2 separate regions of the Mus musculus genome follow, and region 2 is linked to region 1. Evidence: chromatin loops called from intact Hi-C (ENCODE). Cell type or tissue: heart. All regions are shown on one strand. Each heading gives the region's core, and the rest is flanking DNA. Links, peaks and the distances in the headings are about the cores only. Region 1 has its middle 14 kb from the start of Gnas. Region 2 has its middle 17 kb from the start of Ankrd60.

Region 1 (5,374 bases), core at 239-5,238:
TAGCTGTCTGCCAACCCAGGTAGCCCAGAAGGGCACCCGTAAAGAACCCTATACCACCACTGAGTGTCCTCCAAGCACTATCCACTATCAAGAAACTCCTTTCTGCGCGGGAAGGTTGGCTTTAGGACGCACGGGAGAGGTGCGCGCGCCCCTTTTCACGATCTCAGGCCTCCTCGAACCTCCAGAGGTGAGCGGTATTAACCAAGACTACTTGCACGGCGTGGGGGGAGGCACTGGCTCCAGGGTCCCGCGGCCCCAAATTGGCCATGCCGGTACCCGATTTCCAGGCTCCGCGCCGGCTGAATGCCACGTGCGATTTAGGCTCCAGAGTTGTCACCCAATCCCAAACGCAGTTACTTTCTGCGCATTGCAATACTGTAGCTATGGCGCAGCAGTCTCAGATCGCCAAAGTTGGTGCGTGCACCTCCATATCGAGCCCAGTGGGCTCTACCTAAAGCCAACTCCGTTGCTGAAGACTAACTTCTGTAGGAGGGGAGAGAACATAGAAAACAAGTGACTTACCTTTGCCGTTTATGTATGTAACTCCAAACCTGGGGCGCGCTGGGAATTCAGTGTGGCACACCGAATTCAATGTTGCGCACCGGGTATCAGCTCGGGGACCTCAGGTTGTCTCCAGCGAGGCGCCAGAAATGCCTCACCGTCCAACAAACCTTTGGCCTCCCAAGCGCCCCTGGGTGCCCTGGAGAGACTTGAAGAGCCCTCTCTCCTTTTCCGGGGTGCATTTCGGGCTGATTAATGGGCACCGCTCCCTTCCCACCTTGCCTCCCATCTGTCTCTTTCCTCCCACCCTACTGTCTCAGGGACCCCAGTTTGGTCAGGGCAACTAACCTTTATCCATGAAAACAAGGAGAATCTGGACGGAGTCACCCATTAGTGACGCCGGATGGGGATGGGCCCCTTTCTGGGAGGGGACTCCGGGGACTGGTCGCGACGGCGGGCTGGCCTCCTGGTCTTGCAGCGGCGGGGCTGCCTGTTTTCCTCCTTGCGCTCCTCTGGCTCCTCCTCGGGGTCCCGAGGATCCTGATCTAAGGGCCCTCGCTGGGGCTCCTCCCCCTCGCTTGCGCTCTCAGGCTCCTGAGTGGTGGGCTGCGCACGTCTCGGGGAGGCGTCGGCGCTCTGCAACTTCAGAGCGTGCAGACGCTGAGTGAGTGACTGGTTGAAGGTGGCACCCCGGGGGCCGCGCTCGTCCTCTGGCTCGGTCTCTGGCTCGGTTTCTGGCTCGGTCTCTGGCTCGGTCTCGATTTCGGTCTCGGATTCGATATCGGACTCAGGCTCGGTCTCAGAATCGGTCTCGGTCTCGTAGTCGTCCTGATCGTACTCTAGGCACTCGGGGCGGGCCAGCTCAGGCTCAACCTCCTCGTGCTCGTGATCAGACTCAGATTCAGAGGACTCAGGGAGTACCTGTGCGGCAGCTGCAGCGGCAGCGGAGCGGTGGTGGGCGTTAAGGAAGCTCCGGCGCTGGGCAGCACGCTGCTGGGCGCGGGCGTTGGAAGAGGCTAGGGCGCGGAGGAGAGCAATGGAGCAGGAGAGCCAGAGGAGAGCGGTGGCAGCCCGGCGGCCTATGGGCGGGCACAGGTCGTTGTAATTATGGCGAGCTCGGCGCCACTGCTGAGCCCGGGACCTGCGATCCATTCTCTTAGGTGCTCACCGAGAAGCCGACTCACCCTCTGGCTCTGCAGAGAGTGGCCCCACTGCGCAAGGACTGTTGGGGCCGAAAAGGATTAACCTTATGAGGAGAGAAGCTGGGGTCTGAAGACCCCAATCTCGCCTCGGGGCAAAAAGAAGGGATGTACCTACCTTCAAACCACTGCGAACTTTCTAAAGCTCCGCGCCTCAGCTTGTGGCTGTAAGTAAAAGAAAGGGATGGGTAAAGAAGAGAGAAGGAGTCTCCTCGAGGCTCCTCTCGCTAAGTCTCAGACTCTGAAGTCTAAGACTCCGAGAGGTGCCTCCACTGATCCTCTCGTCTGGGAGAGGATAGAGGAGACTGAGGAGAGATGGGGCAATGGGGCCCTATAAAGTTGCGCGGACTTCTGCCGGGCATGTGCAGTAGGGAGGTGTTTGGGGGCGGGAGTGCCTCCCCGCGAGCTGTGCGTTGGCGCATAGCTCATGGCGCAGACCCTAGTGGGCCGGCAGGTGGCAGGCGGGAACCTTGTTTGAGTAGATTTGGCCAAAGCATGGGGGGTGGGGGGCTGGATATCGAGGTCTAGCGAGCGAAGGGAGTAAGATAGCTACAGGTTAGCGGATTTTAGAAGCCAAGTATAGATTCCCACGGGGGGTTGTCCCCACTCCTCAACTTTTTCTCCATGAGCATAGCCACCAAACAATTGAAAACCAGAACGCAAAATTGTAAATATTCAGGGGAATGAGGATCCGTACGTGAATGAGTGTTAATGACCGAAGAGCGTGAATGCTTGAGGATCAGAGCCTCAAGTAAACACTAACCTTATCAAAGGTGGTTACTTTTGTCAGGGCTGTTAAAGTAACTGTAATTAATTAGAGCAGCCTCCAAGAAGGTATGAACCCCACTGGCAAACAACCCCGCCCCCCGCGGCTGTAGATGTAGGAATTTGCAAGCCGACAGTCAGCTCATGGTGAACACTGTTCCACTGAGGTGTGCTGGAAGACCATAGGAAGCTGAGAGTGAGTATCCACGAGAATGCCCTTCAACTGCTGCTCTCCGTGTGGGTTTTTAGGGTAGTCTTTGAGCCACGGACTCATGCATTTCAGCTGAGGGTTCAACCAACACACTTGAGTTCCCGGCACTCGCGGAGCTCTGTTCTAGGTGCTGAAGATAGCGAGGAACAGGAGCAGGTCTTGGATTAGAGAAAGGGGTCTTGAGGGGTTAATATATCTTAACCAGAGCATCAGCTCATTCTTCCAGCATCATTACTTCATCTAGCTCACGCTACATGAGAAAAACAGGTACGTCAGCAAGAGCATCATGGCTAGGGGGCGGCCAGAGACCACTGGATCCTGCTGTTGGACTCGGAAGAACAAGGTAAAACGACCTGCTTGTTCCAGAGCGCGCTTGGAAGAGCCGATGGACTCAGGTAGGTCCAGGAGGGGATGGAGCCCTGTGGGAAGTGGGTGTGGGGCTCGTTTATCTTGCCTTTTGCCTTGTTAAATATAGAGTACCTTAAAAAAAAAAAAGCATAACACTAGCAGAGTTGTGTTATAGGGATGCATGAAGTCTTGGCAGGGTGTTTTAGTTGTTGGGTTTTTGGTTTTGAGGTTTTTTTGATTTGTTTTTTACATGGAACACATGTCACACGGTGGGCTGTTTGGTTTTTTGTTTTTCCCTTGAGTCCATGTGAAGAGTCACAAGAGGTACTGCTGCCTCTCCAAGCTGCTCCCCCAGGGTTCCTTCCTGGAGGTGGAATTGTGAGTTATGTCTTGAAGCAGGTGCTGGTCCTAGGTCACTTACTTACCCTCACACACTTGCACCTCAGAGTCAGGCTCCCAGATGCAGTGTCACAGACTTAGGTCCTAGGTGCCCTGCATGGTTGGAGATTATAGAATCTCTCTGTCTTGACTGTTGGTGCTGCATCTTGTGGTCTAGGAGTTCATGTACAGCCTTAAATGCTGGTGAGATAGAGTGGGGTTGGATCAGCAGATCTCATGAACAAATGTGTGGCTGTAATCTAGATGTTCTGCTGACTCTTAGTGCATTGCTGTGACTCTTGAGCCCCTGTTTGGGGTTGAGATCTCAGATCCTTATCTCTGCCTTTCCACCCTGATGAATGGGGGTATCTGAGGGGTCCGACCGCTTCCATACACTTAACCTTATTTTTTTTTTTTTTCAGTTAAAACAGTTCTGCCAACATCATATGGAGCACAAAGACATTGGTCTAGCCAATTTTAGGGCACACAGAGAGAGGAAAACAGGACTGTGGGTGCTGGTAAATGCCCGTTTGATGGAAACTGATGCCAGCTGTCAGCAGTGAGGTGGATGATGGTTTTTAGTGTGTGTGGGAAAGTGCCTCATTTTTCAGGGGAAAGCTTTATGCCCGTGATAGAGATGGCAGCCCACATCCTATGCACTAGTACAGAAACACCAGGACTGCCCACATTATTAAAAACTATGCATTACATAATACATATCTTGGACCAGGGTTCTGCATTAGCACTGCTCTTTCTTGCAAGATGCGTTTGAATCAGCTATGGACAGTTAACAAAGCATACGCTTCCGAGCCCCGGTCATCTGTACAGTTACAAATTCATTTCAGCACGTGCTCAGCACGGACTCCAGGAGGAGCAGGGCTGCACCAAAAGACAGCTCCATCTTGCACTTAGTGCCGAGGTTGAGCAAATGGATCTGCACAGAAAATGCTCTTTAAAATGCATTATGTGCAGGACTTTAAAAAGTGCTTGCTGCAGAGTGAATTTCAAAAGGGGCCAAGTAGGTGATGAACGACCTCAGTTGTTACCAGCTGGGGTACAAGGGGTTCTCTGTGTTTGCAGGTAAATAAAGTGTGGTCATATATTACCTTTAGACTTTCAGGAAGGAGGCTTCTAGACCAGTTGGGCAGGAAGGCAGTTTCCAGTTGCTTACAGTATCATATAGAAGGGTTCTTATTTGGATGTATTGGGAAGAAGATTCTTTTGAGCTTAGAGGACTGTCCTGTGGAAATGGCTTCACTAGTTATTTGACATAGCTCCAGGGGGCAAAATGAGGGCCTAGATGGGTGCTGTGTACAGGTAGGCTTCAGCCCAAGGAGGAATATTCTAGCAAGTAGGACTCTGAAGGAGAATGGACTCGGCGTCGGCAGGAGCTATGCTAAGTCAAAGGACAGATGACTACATGTTAGATAGAGGTTTCCATGGAGCTTGTGAAACTGCTAGAGCTAAGACAAGGTTTGACCACGGCCCTCTGTAGTTGCTCCCCCAGGGCTGTAGGAGAGGGCTTGGGGTGGGGGTGGGGGTTTCAAGCCTCCCACTCTGCCTCAGTTTCGTTCTCACTCCTGGAGCCAAGGTGTCAGTCAGGGCCATCTATTCATTACATTGGCCTCTGGGCCTCCCCTCCTGGAGCTGTCTTGGAAATTACAAAATAAAATTGGCTATTTAGTGGTCATGAATTGAGTCACTTTTATGACCTAGCGCTGTTCCTAGCATTGTGGAGAGATGGAAGTCAATGAGGATGAGCAGCAGCTGCTGGCCAGCGACGTGGACCATGTGAGACCACAGGTAAAGTTCTTCCAGTTCGTCTGTTTGGCTTTTATTTTTCAAACTGAGAGGATTGCCCCTATTCTACCTGTTTGATGTGCAGAGCAACATACTGGGAACCAGTGTGTCACATGAGTCTGGGGGCTTGCAGGCTATCGTCACAGAGCTACAGGTACCAGACCTACAATAG
Region 2 (5,374 bases), core at 124-5,123, 720 kb after region 1:
CTGGCCACGGAACAAGAAAGCCCAGTGTCCCATCTGCCCCAGGAAATCACGTCCTGTGTTCCCACAGCATCATCCTTGACTTGTTTGGTTGCTATATGTTCTAAATTTAAAACGGAAAAAATTAAAAAATACCAATAACATCTGGGGCTCCAGAGTGCATGTGTGTGTGTGCCTGGGAAATGTCACAGGGATGTTTAGAGAATTCCATATCCTTGCAAGGTTATAACTCACCATTTCCTGTCCAAATCCCAGTCTAGACCCAGCTCCCCAGCTTTGTGGAAGTCCCAGAGCATAAGATGTTTATATATGTTGAAACCGCAGGCCTGGATGATAAGGCCTTGAGTATCCCTTGTGCCCAGCACGGGGTATGTTGGGGGGCATAGTTTGCAGCTTTTGAAAGACCATACAGGGTTGGAGGGATGTGATTAAGGGTGTTAGCAGTCCTTATAGAAGGCCAGGATTCATTTTCCAGCTCAAACCTACCTGTAACTTCAGCTCCAGACCCCCTCTTCTGGACTCTGTGGTCACTGCATGCATATTCCGTAGATGTATGCAGACAGTACGTAAACACACACAAAGGCATACATGCATGCACATACACGTTCAGGGACACACGCACACACGTGTTTTTATTTAAAAAATCATTTGAGGGTCTTGGGATGTAGCTTAGTTGACTGTGTAATACCTGTGAGGCCCTAGGTTCAATTCCCAGCCTTCCAAAAACTGGGTGTGGATGTCAGCTGGAATTCGAAGTTCAAGGACATCCTCAGTTACACGGTGAGCTCTAGGTCATCTTGGGCTACATGAGACCCTGGTGGGTTTTTTGTTTGCTTGTTTGTTTTTAAAAAAAGACTTGATCTTGTCTTGTATACTGTAAGTACAAGCCAAGGGACTGCCCGGGATGTGGCCCTAAGGGTTGGAAATATTTACTTGATCCCCAAGTTATAACTGTCAAGAGACACCCTGTGTATGTTTGTCCATGTAGATTTAGGCATAAAGAATGATGTTAAAGAGGCTGAGGCCCTGGGTCCATCCACACTGTATTGGGGATCAAGTTTGATTCCCAGAAACCAAGCAAAAAGCCAGATTGGTGGAGACTGAATCCCTCGGGGTCTGTTGGCCAGCCATTCCAGCCTATTGGAGACTGGACCCCTGGGGGTCTGTGGGCCAGCCATTCCAGCCTACTTGTAGTAGGCTAGTGAGAGCTCCTGCTTCAAGTAACAAGGAGGATGGAGCCTGAGGAGAGGCACTGCTGTGGACATTTGCCCTCCACAGATGTGTGTGTGTGTGTCTGTGTGTACACATGCATACATATACACCTTACACATGTTTGCACACAGAAGGACACACTTGCACATATGAATACACATGCACACACACATATGTGCACACATGCATGTACACTTATACATGCATAGGAGTGCACACAAGCACAAATATACACACAATGCACACAGACACATACCCACACATGCACATGAGCACACACAAATGCATATGCTCACATACACACAAAATAGTCACACAATATACTCATACAATGCACGCACACCCACACACATTCTTGCACACACACACACAAAGAAGAAGAAAGGAAAAAGACCTGTCCCATCATAGCTCTTCAAAGCTGGGGAATTTTGACAATGAGCCCTTCCAAGGTATTTTTGAATGCCGTATACAGTGAATGCACTCAGAGCATTGAGGTAGGGGGCATAAGCATTATGCCACAGCAGGTCAGTCAGGTTTCCTTAGACATGCCTGTGGGGCCGAGCACCATCATGCAGTGTGGACTGAAGGGTGAGCAGACATGTGCCCAGACTCCCCAGACAACTCCACTGAGATGCCTAAGACAGGTGCAGTGACAGGGACCAGACCCCAAAGCTTCCAGAACTTTTAAAAGCCCCCAACTCCTGGATTCTGAAAGGAGCCCCTCCCAGACCAGCTCAGAGCTAGCTTCTGCTAGGCAGTGCTATTGGGAACTGCGACTGCAGGCTGGAGATGGAGCTACCACCAGGTGTCGCCTGGAGACCACAGATGGATTCCAAGCCAGAGACTGGAGGCCAGCCAAATCCCCCTTTCTCCCTGCATTAGAACCTTGTGCCTCAGGTTTCCCCACCCCATTATTACCTACTGTTTTCATCTTTGCGTAGGTGAAAAATAGTTTTTAAAACATGTAAATTTGTATTTTCTTAAGATAGTGTCTCATGTAGCCCAGGGTACTTGACTCCTTCTGGACTCATGTCTTCCAGTTTAATGGCCTTCCAGGGGCTTAGGAATCATGGTCTCAGGGTTAAGGGTAAGAGGTAGCTAGCTTTAAAAGAGAAAAAAAAATGTAAGGGTCTCACTATTATGTTGCTCTGGCTGCCCTGGAATTCAATATGTAGCCGAGGCTGGCTTTGAACTCATAGAGATCTACCTGCTTCTTCCTCCCAATTGCTGGGTTGAAAGGTGTGCGCCACCATGCCTGGCTTGTAAATCCACATTTTGACCTCCAAACAGAGGGGTGCCTAAGACCTTTCAACTGTAACGGGCATTGTAATGCAACAAGAGAGGGGAAGGCACCTCCAGGGCCAAGCCTTGCTCCTCAGCTGAGTGCAAACCATGCGTGTACACGGAAGGGCTGGCTGTGATCTAAGACACGCACGCGCAGAACCACATGCAAAGATTTCAGAACAGCATCCAGCTCGGCACCATGAAGTTCTGGCTGGGGTTCTGAGATGGCCCGTAGAGTGTGTTCCCACCTGCAGGCAGAGTCCTTCTTGGAAAAGAACCGAAAAGAAGGTCCACCTGGAGGCCAAGAGCGTCAGCTGCCAGCAGGTTAGACAAGTGCCCTGTGTGGCGGTGGGGTCAAGGAGGTATCTGATTCTCTGCTTGCCATCCAGCAACGAGAGAGGCGTGTTTTACCTCAGTGTTCCTGCGCTGGGGCCCACTGGGGCTCCGTCACCACCTTCCTTACCTCACAGCCATCTCTTCCAGGGACAAAGCCAGCCAGATGGCTTCTTTAGATCATCCTGGCCCTCGCCAGACCCCTGCTCCACCCTTCATATAGCCTTCTCTGTGTGTGCTCATGCTTGAGTGTGCACGTGCAGGTGTGTGTGGTGGCCATGCTGGACATGAGTTATCTTTTTCTCGCCTTTGGGCTGCTGAGGTGGCTCAGCAGATAAAGGAGCTTGCTGCCAAGCATGATGACCTGAGTTTGATCCCTGGGACGCACGCGACGCATAGGGAAAATTGACTTCCTCAACTTGTCCTCTGACCAGCTCCATCTGTGTGCACCCGCACCTGCCCCCTATACGCATAATGTAACACAACATTGTTAAGAGAATCTCTAAGCGAAGGAAGCCTAAGCTTGCTGATTCAGCTACACTGGCTGGCCAGCAAGGGCTCCTCCTGTCTCTATCGCTCCAGAGCAGGGTTTACAGGAGTGTCCCACATACCACTTACATGGGCACATGGATCTGAACCCTGACCCAGATGGGAAGTCACCATGATTCACTCCCATCCTCCGTAGGCTTGGGGAGGATATATGTGAGCCAGAGGAGAGACGAGCCGATGCAAGGCACCAAAGTGTGGTATCAAGGAGGGTTCAGGTCAAAGGACAGATGGCAGCAGGTATTGGCAGGCAGGTGGGGGAGTCTGGCCAGGCTCTGCTGGAATGAGCCATGAGATTCTTTGGAAAAGAGCTTGGGACATCTTCGGATGTCGGACACAGAAATACTGTGAGACCCTTCAAGCCCACTCCATGGTACATACCAGAGAGAACTTGAGCTATAATTCCACACAGAAAGGCACATACGGTCATGTTTGTAGCACCTTTGCCTACATGATCAGAAAATCTAGCCACCCAATTTGAGGTGTTCATACAGGGGAATATTAGTTACCCACAGAAAGCAAAAAAAAAATTTTTTTTTAATTAAACCTAAGTGAATGGGTCAAACCCAGTTACGAGCTACAAATAAAACCCACAGCAACAGGAACTTAATACCGGTGGCCAGTGGGGAGGCCTGCCAGGAAAGGCAGGGTAGGAAGTGAGTTCAAGTAGCCCGTGGGCAGGGTGCACATGTTGGGGTGTCTAATGGAAGTGATTGTTGCACAACAGTCTAGAAACTTCTAGATTGTGCACTTTAGATGAGCAACTGTTGGCCCGTGATTTCTGTCAATGGACCCAGAGTTCTGTTTAGCTTGTGCGTATTCCTGTGTGCACTCTCAGATGTGTGTATGGGTGTGGAAGGTAGTGGTTAACATCCAACACTCATGCTGGCTTGAGTCATGTGAACACAGGGCAGAGGGACAAGGACAGTGGAGGGAATCCAGTGTCTGACTCTAGTGGACTTGTGCCTAGGGCACTTAGGTAGTCTGTCTCTGGGGGGTGGGGGGGTGGTCTTAGCATGCTTGGCTGTCACATGGCTCACAGCTATGGGTGCTCACCTTGGGATCCTGAGACCACTCCAGTGTCTGAGTTTCCATTCAGAGTGAGGTGTAGCCTGGCCTCCTCTTCCTAGGCTAGCTCCAGAACACACTTGCTGCTACTTCTGCAGTTCCCTCCAGTCTCCACTCCCACCTCACCCCACCCCCACCACCCTGCCTTGTTCACCGGACTTGTCCCAAAGGCATTAAGTCCTGAAGATGCTCCCAGCCCTTCTCTTCCAGATGTTTCCAAGCCCACGAGGGGAGGAAGTGAAGAACACAGAGACGCCAGATAATTTAATATCTTCCTAACCCCCGCCGTCATAGTCGGGAGTGATTTATCTTGAGAAAGGTTCTGGATGGTGTATGAGGCGGGGGCGCTATCCCCCCTCCAGGAAGTGTAGAATTAGAGCTGGAGAAGATGACTGTTAACAGCTGCCAGAGTCAGGTCCAGAGGGAAGTCTTTGACCTCCTGGGTCGCTTCAGACCCTGTGACCATCCCTTTGAGGGGGAAAAAATATCTTGCCTGGCATCGTTTGCTGTATATATTATACATCAATGTATATATTTAGCAAAGAATTTCAAGTTCTTTGGGAACAAGAATCCCAGCATCCTGTTTTCACATGTCCAGAACAGAGATAAGGATCAAATTTAGCCAGTAACACTGATGCTATAGGACATGCATGCGGGGGCCAGAGCTAGTGTGCATCCCCTTTCCCAGAGCTTGTGGCCAGATGGACGTGCAAGCTTCAGAGTTTGCAGAACTCCCGTTTCTCTTGGATTCTCAGAGGTCAAGGCTAGCCTGTGGCAGATGGGAATGCAGTTAGGGGCACTGGGATGTTTGGAGAGAGGCTCTGTGTGGCCTAGTTCTGTACAGAGGTGGAACCATGAATTTGCAGGGGGTGTGGGGGACCCTACAGGGCAACATTGAATCTTCAAGTCACCTAGCTGCCTCTCAGCCAACTCT

Evidence for each region. Peaks named below come from ENCODE experiments on the same cell type or tissue, not always from the same donor. Only the 100,000 strongest peaks of a DNase experiment are listed, where the experiment ranks them.
Region 2: it touches region 1 in a loop (4-fold over the local background); 4 of 42 quality-filtered maps call a loop at or near these places.

The regions. Positions count from the first base shown.
Region 1 is chr2:174,280,953-174,286,326 of GRCm38, reverse strand. It overlaps Gnasas1 and a transcript of Gnas not described here. Among named protein-coding and RNA genes, the nearest start is that of Gnas, 14 kb to the left of the region's middle. In heart, for the core only: a CTCF peak has its summit at 2,142 (motif pointing right); no DNase peak of the experiment used is centred there; H3K4me3 peaks cover 2,555 bases; H3K27me3 peaks cover 2,255 bases.
Region 2 is chr2:173,558,665-173,564,038 of GRCm38, reverse strand. No RefSeq gene overlaps it. Among named protein-coding and RNA genes, the nearest start is that of Ankrd60, 17 kb to the left of the region's middle. In heart, for the core only: CTCF peaks have their summits at 520 and 2,001 (motif pointing right); no DNase peak of the experiment used is centred there; H3K27me3 peaks cover 1,509 bases.